Linked DNA regions of Homo sapiens: region 2 is linked to region 1. The links are chromatin loops, found by intact Hi-C in ENCODE. Cell type or tissue: PC-3. All regions are shown on one strand. Each heading gives the region's core, and the rest is flanking DNA. Links, peaks and the distances in the headings are about the cores only.

Evidence for each region. Hi-C counts contacts between places; a loop is a spot of excess contacts. Peaks named below come from ENCODE experiments on the same cell type or tissue, not always from the same donor. Only the 100,000 strongest peaks of a DNase experiment are listed, where the experiment ranks them.
Region 2: a loop joins it to region 1, with 12 times the contacts of the local background. A loop is called at or near these places in 1 of 110 quality-filtered maps.

Annotation. Positions count from the first base shown.
Region 1 is chr4:88,962,499-88,965,422 of GRCh38, reverse strand. The region is part of intron 4 of FAM13A (family with sequence similarity 13 member A); the gene reads left to right. Among named protein-coding and RNA genes, the nearest start is that of FAM13A, 93 kb to the left of the region's middle. In PC-3, for the core only: no CTCF peak of the experiment used is centred there; a DNase peak (open chromatin) is centred at 1,402; H3K4me3 peaks cover 520 bases; H3K27ac peaks cover 1,857 bases.
Region 2 is chr4:88,865,554-88,868,477 of GRCh38, reverse strand. The region is part of intron 6 of FAM13A (family with sequence similarity 13 member A); the gene reads left to right. Among named protein-coding and RNA genes, the nearest start is that of FAM13A-AS1, 160 kb to the right of the region's middle. In PC-3, for the core only: no CTCF peak of the experiment used is centred there; a DNase peak (open chromatin) is centred at 1,387; H3K4me3 peaks cover 397 bases; H3K27ac peaks cover 2,334 bases.

The DNA.
Region 1 (2,924 bases), core at 209-2,708:
ATTCTGTCCCGATGTCTGACCTTTGTAATGTAAAGAAGAACATTTTGTTTAATTGAGAGAAGTCTGCTGTGTTCTTGTTGATAGAGGACCATCCTAGAGTTGGGAGTGCTGTCTGCACAGCAACAAACCCAGAGTCTACTTTGGATCACCTTATATAGTTCATGAGTAATCAGCAGATGCCTTTCCTTTCTATGTCTCTCTCTCAGTGAAAGGCACTGTTTCTTCCACTTGGTGAGGAATGGCCTAATGCTCATTGTCTGTAACAGGAATGCTACAGCTGCTCAAATTGTACCATTTATCATATTTGGTAAGGTCTTGCCTTAGTCTTGCCTGTTCAATTATAAAAGGAAAGAAGACGTAAAAGATGTAGAGTTGTACTGTGTGATTTTCCCCCCATTATGTCAGAAGAGGCCTTAAGAAAACTAATACCAGCACACAAATATATCTTTTTAGATTTTCTATTATATATTTTGTCTTATCAAGAAGAGCAGAGTGGGCCGGGCGCGGTATCTCACGCCTGTAATCCCAGCACTTTGGGAGGCCGAGGCGGACGAATCACTTGAGGTCAGGAGTTCGAGACCAGCCCGGCCAATGTGGTGAAACCCTGTCTTTACTAAAAACACAAAAATTAGTTGGGTGCAGTGGTGCGTGCCTGTGATCTTAGCTACTCCAGAGGCTGAGACAGGAGAATCACTTCAACCAGGGATGTGGACGTTGCAGTGAGCCAAGGTAGCACCACTTCACTCCAGCCTGGGTGACAGAGTGAGACTCCAAAAAAAAAAAAAAAAAGAGCAGAGTGTATGTTAGTTTGGTGATTCATTACATGTTAGTTTATGATTCATTATGTGCTAGTGTGGTGATTCATTATGACTAGATGGTGCTGTGTAAAAAAAAAAAAATTTCCAGAAAAATCTAGTTTAATAATTATGCTACCCAGTCCTTAAATCCTATATCAAATACTACCTCCTCTAGGAGGTCTTTCCTAATAATATTTTTTTAATCCCAAAACAACAGACTACCTCCAAAAATACACAATGACCTACCTGCATTAGTTTGTATCTTTCTTATAGAAACATTCTATTAATTATGTTATTTATACCATAATATAAGCTCCTTTAGGGGAGAGGCTATCTTGCCCTTACCCATGGTATTCTCTGAAGTACTTCCCACAGGCAAAGAAAGCAATAAGTGTTTGGTAAATATTTCTTGGACTGAATTGAGCCAGCTGTTTACATATACATTAAGTTAACTCTTCTCATTATTCTCAGCCGTATGAAAGAAATGCAGATCCACTCTGTGACTACATCCTATTGCCTAATCTAACTAGGCAGATTGCAGCTACTTTATGTTGACTGTTCAGAAGTTTTTGCTTGGGTTAAATGAAGTCAAACCTGTTGAGTTTTTTGGCGCATGGGGAGTTGTTTACAACTTTTCTTTTTCTTTAGTGCTATTGTTCAGTGGGACCTGCCTGAGGAGTGTACTGTACCCCAAACTGTTTACACTGAACATTCATTTCTTCAGTGACACACCCATCAGCTGACCTGTTTACACTGGTACTTAAGTAAAGTGGGTGCCTGCAAGCTTGAAACACTCTTAAATTGAGTATAGTATGTTTCAAATAATACAAGTATCTTACCATATTATTTATAAGTTTTAGCAGCAACTAATAGACTGGTCCCTAAAATATATAAACAAGGAGCTATTAAATATAATTGTGGTGGTTTTTAAAAGTCTTTGAAAAGAGACCCTTGTCTTATTACTCCAGGGAAATTTGCAGCCATTCTATAGAGGTATTATCTCATCCCTACTAAAAAGATTTCAAATGGGCTGGGTGCAGTGGCTCATGCCTGTAATCCCAGCACTTTGGGAGGCCGAGGCAGGTGGATCACCTGAGGTCAGGAGTTCGAGACCATCCCGGCCTACATGATGAAACCCCGTCTCTAATAAAAATACAAAAATTCGCTGGGCATGGTGGCAGGTGCCTATAATCCTAGCTACCAGGGAGGCTGAGGCATGAGAATCGCTTGAACCTGGGAGATGGAGGTTGCAGTGAGCTGAGATCACACCACTGCACTCCAGCCTGGGCGACAGAGCGAAACTCAGTCTCAAAAAAAAAAAAAAAAGATTTTAAATGAAACTCTTAGTAATCTCTCTTTGGGTGGCCAACCCATTGTTGTAAAGCAAGGGAATATCTTATTAAAAGTTGTTTGTTGGGTCTGGGTGTGTTAATGACACCGTTATCACATTGTTAAGCTTCACAGAAGCATATAACCTCATCAATTTTAAATTTTTTTTAAGTAACATTAGTTTCATAAAAATGATACTTGCTTCTTGTAAATAATTAAAATTATACCCAAAAAGGCAAAAAGAAAAAAAGTAAAAGTCACCTAGTGACCCATTGATATTTTTCTGAACATCCTTTTAGAAATCTCTACACAGAAATTAAAATGCATTTTTACATATAGGAAATATTCATACATGCTACTGTGTTACTAATCTTATTTAAATAATATGTCATGAACATCTTCCATGTCAACTAACGTTAATCTTTATACCACTGTTGTAGTAGTTGTCATAGTATTCCCTTATGTTTTGGAATTTACCTAATTCTTTCTTAATGAACATTTAGATTGCTGTCAATTTGGGACTATTATGCACTCACATTTCAGTGGCCAGAAAGGTTGATGTGTGTTCTGAGTGGTGCACATCCCACAAATATTTCACTAACTTCTAGTCATGTGATGAAATTAAAGTCCACACAGTTTATTAGATGACTCTTTGAGTTGACACATATGCTCTCTCTCTCGCTCTCCCCGCCCACCAAATAGCAGTGACTCCTGGTTGATAAACCATGCAACCCATTGCTCCCACCACTCTGGAGCCTCCCTGCAGCTGACCACCCCTTACTCAGATTGCAGCCAAAC
Region 2 (2,924 bases), core at 105-2,604, 97 kb after region 1:
CTATAATCCAAATGAGAAGTGGGAAGGGCCCAAACTAAAGTGATAGGTAGGGAAGGAAAGTAAACAGATAAAAGCTGGACTTGGTAAGTGGCAAGGAAACATAGAGGGATGACTTCCAGATCCAAGTGGGTGGATGGTTCGTGCCTTCATCAAGGAGAGAACCAAAGGAAAAGGCACTTACTCGATGACTGGGAAGAGGATAAGTTTTTGGGGGCATGGAGTCTGTGAGATTTTAAGATAATGTTGGGGCCTCCGCTCATGAAGTGCTAAGACCAGCATGAAAAATTTTTGTTTGGGTATTCATTATAGAGTTTGACAAGGCAGATAAAGCACAGCAGCATATTTATTGATTAGAAATTAGCAAAAATGAAAAACTGCCTGCAGATCATCTTTTTTTTCAAGATCAGAAAACAGAGGCAAGTTTAGTATTGATATTTTAACATCCTTGGCAAAATCAATCTTAACTTCTCTGTTTGGAAACTTTAGAAGTGAGTTTCAGTACAATAAAATGTAATTATTTTCCTTGAAGTTTCAAAAAGCATTTATAGTTTTTAATAACATTTCCATTGCGTGTTGCCCTTTGAGCCACCACTTTTCTTTTCAATTAACTGTTGTTGTTAGTTTTTCTCCCCCTACATACCCATATCCTAAAGTTGGTATCTACCATTTCCCTAAATGTTTTTATATTTCTATCACATGTGCACATATCCCTGAAATTATATATAAATTTGTTGAAGTATCATGCTGTACATATCCTTCTCCAACTTGCTTCATTCACCTCAGTGTTTTTTTAAGATAGATCTATGTTGAAACATGCAAAATATAGTACAGTAGTCCTCATTATTTGTGTCTTCTATATTTGTGAATTTGCCTACGCGCTCAAATGTACTGGTAACCCCAAAGTCAATACTTAACAGTCCTTTTGCAGTCATTTGTGAACATGCCAGGAGGCAAAAAATACACGTAATGAGAAATGCATATTCTCAGCCAAGGTCAAATAAGGTGATGACCCTCCTTCTTGACAGCTGTCATCCTGTAAACAGGTGTCCTTTTCGTGTTCTATTTAGTCATGTTTTTTTACATGTTGTGCTTTCTGTTCATAATTTCCCTCTTTAAAATGGTTCCCAAGTGTATGCTGAAGGGCTGTCTAATGTTTCTAAAGCACAAGAAGGCTGTGATGTGACTTCCGGAGGATAAGTGGAGGACAGGTGTTTAAGATAAGCTTTGTTCAGGCATGAGTTACAGCACTGTTAGTTGTGAGTTTGGTGTTAATAAACCAACAAGTATATTAAATAAGGTGTATTTAAACACAGAAAGACACACAAAACAACATTATGTCTTGATCATTTGAGAAAAATGTGACCAGAGGCTCACAGGAACCTGTATTTCCTCTAGGGGCAATGATTCGGTATTTACTAATTCAGTGTTCATGGCAACTTTATAGAACATAACTACCACACATAATGAGAATCTACTGTATATTTACCTAACTGCTTTATGATATTATCTTCTATGACTATGCCACATGTATGTACCCTTTGCCCATATTTAGATTATGTTCAATTTTTAATTTAAAAAGTTTAAAAAATTATATTAACATTTCATCAGGGTATGTAGGTAGGAGTGAAATATTAAAGTCTCCACACATTTTCAGGAAGAGTGTATGTCGCCATATTTCTCTCTAAAACATTCTATTTAATGGTATTTTCACTAATAAAGTATAGAGGTTCCAACTGCTCTACAAACTATCAAGCATAGGGCACTATCAACCTTAAATATTTACCTACATGATAGATGTGGATTGGTATTTCCTTGATTGGAATATAAAATGTTCCTGATTTCCATTGGAATTGAGGATTTTTTTTTGTATTCTGGACTGTGCATATTTGAAAAGTTAATTATGTAGATACAGTTGGGTCAGATCTAATAATTTAAAATAAATAGCAAATTTTATGTGCAAGGTTGGCCCTTTGATGATTGCAAAAATAGAAGCAAAAGTGCCGGGCACAGTCACTCACGCCTATAATCCCAGAACTTTGGGAGGTCAAGGCAGGCTGAACTTGAGGTCAGGAGTTCTAGACCAGCCTGGCCAACATGGCAAAACCCTGTCTCTACTAAAAATACAAAAATTAGGCCGGGCGCAGTGCCTCACGCCTGTAATCCCAGCACTTTGGGAGGCTGAGATGGGGAGATCACAAGGTCAGGAGTTCAAGACCAGCCTGGCCAAAGTGGCAAAACCGCGTCTCTACTAAAAATACAAAAATTAGCTGGGCCATGGTGGCAGGCGCCTGTAATCCCAGCTACTCGGGAGGCTGAGGCAGGAGAACGCTTGAACCCAGGTGGCAGAGGTTTCAGTAAGCCAAGATCATGCCATTACACTCCAGCCAGGGGGATAAGAGCAAGATTCCATCTCAAAAAATGTATATATATATACAAAAATTAGTGGAACATGGTGGCTCGTGCCTGTAATCCCAGCTACTTGGGAGGCTGAGGCATGAAAATCGCTTGAACCCAGGAGGCAGACTGTGCCACTGCACTCCAGCCTAGGCAACAGAGTGAGACTCTGTCTCAAAAAAAAAAAAAAAAAAAAAAAAAAAAAGAGAGAGACAAAGGAAAAAGTTGAAAGAAATGAATGATGTTAGAATTTGGGTGAGCACAAAGTGGCCCACAGGCCAAATCCCGCGTACCATCTATTTTTGTCAGTAGTTTTGTAGGAACACAGCCGTGCCCATTTGTTTATATATTGTCTGTGGCTGCTTTCATGCTGTCCACGGCAGAGCTGAGTAGTTGCAAAAGTGACTGTGTAATCCATGAACCCTAAATATTTACTATCTGGCCCTTTACGGAAAAAGTTTGCCAGCTCCTAATGTAGGAGCATAATTGCTGTAGATTGATGTAAACATCTGAGTTTTTATCATCACTAT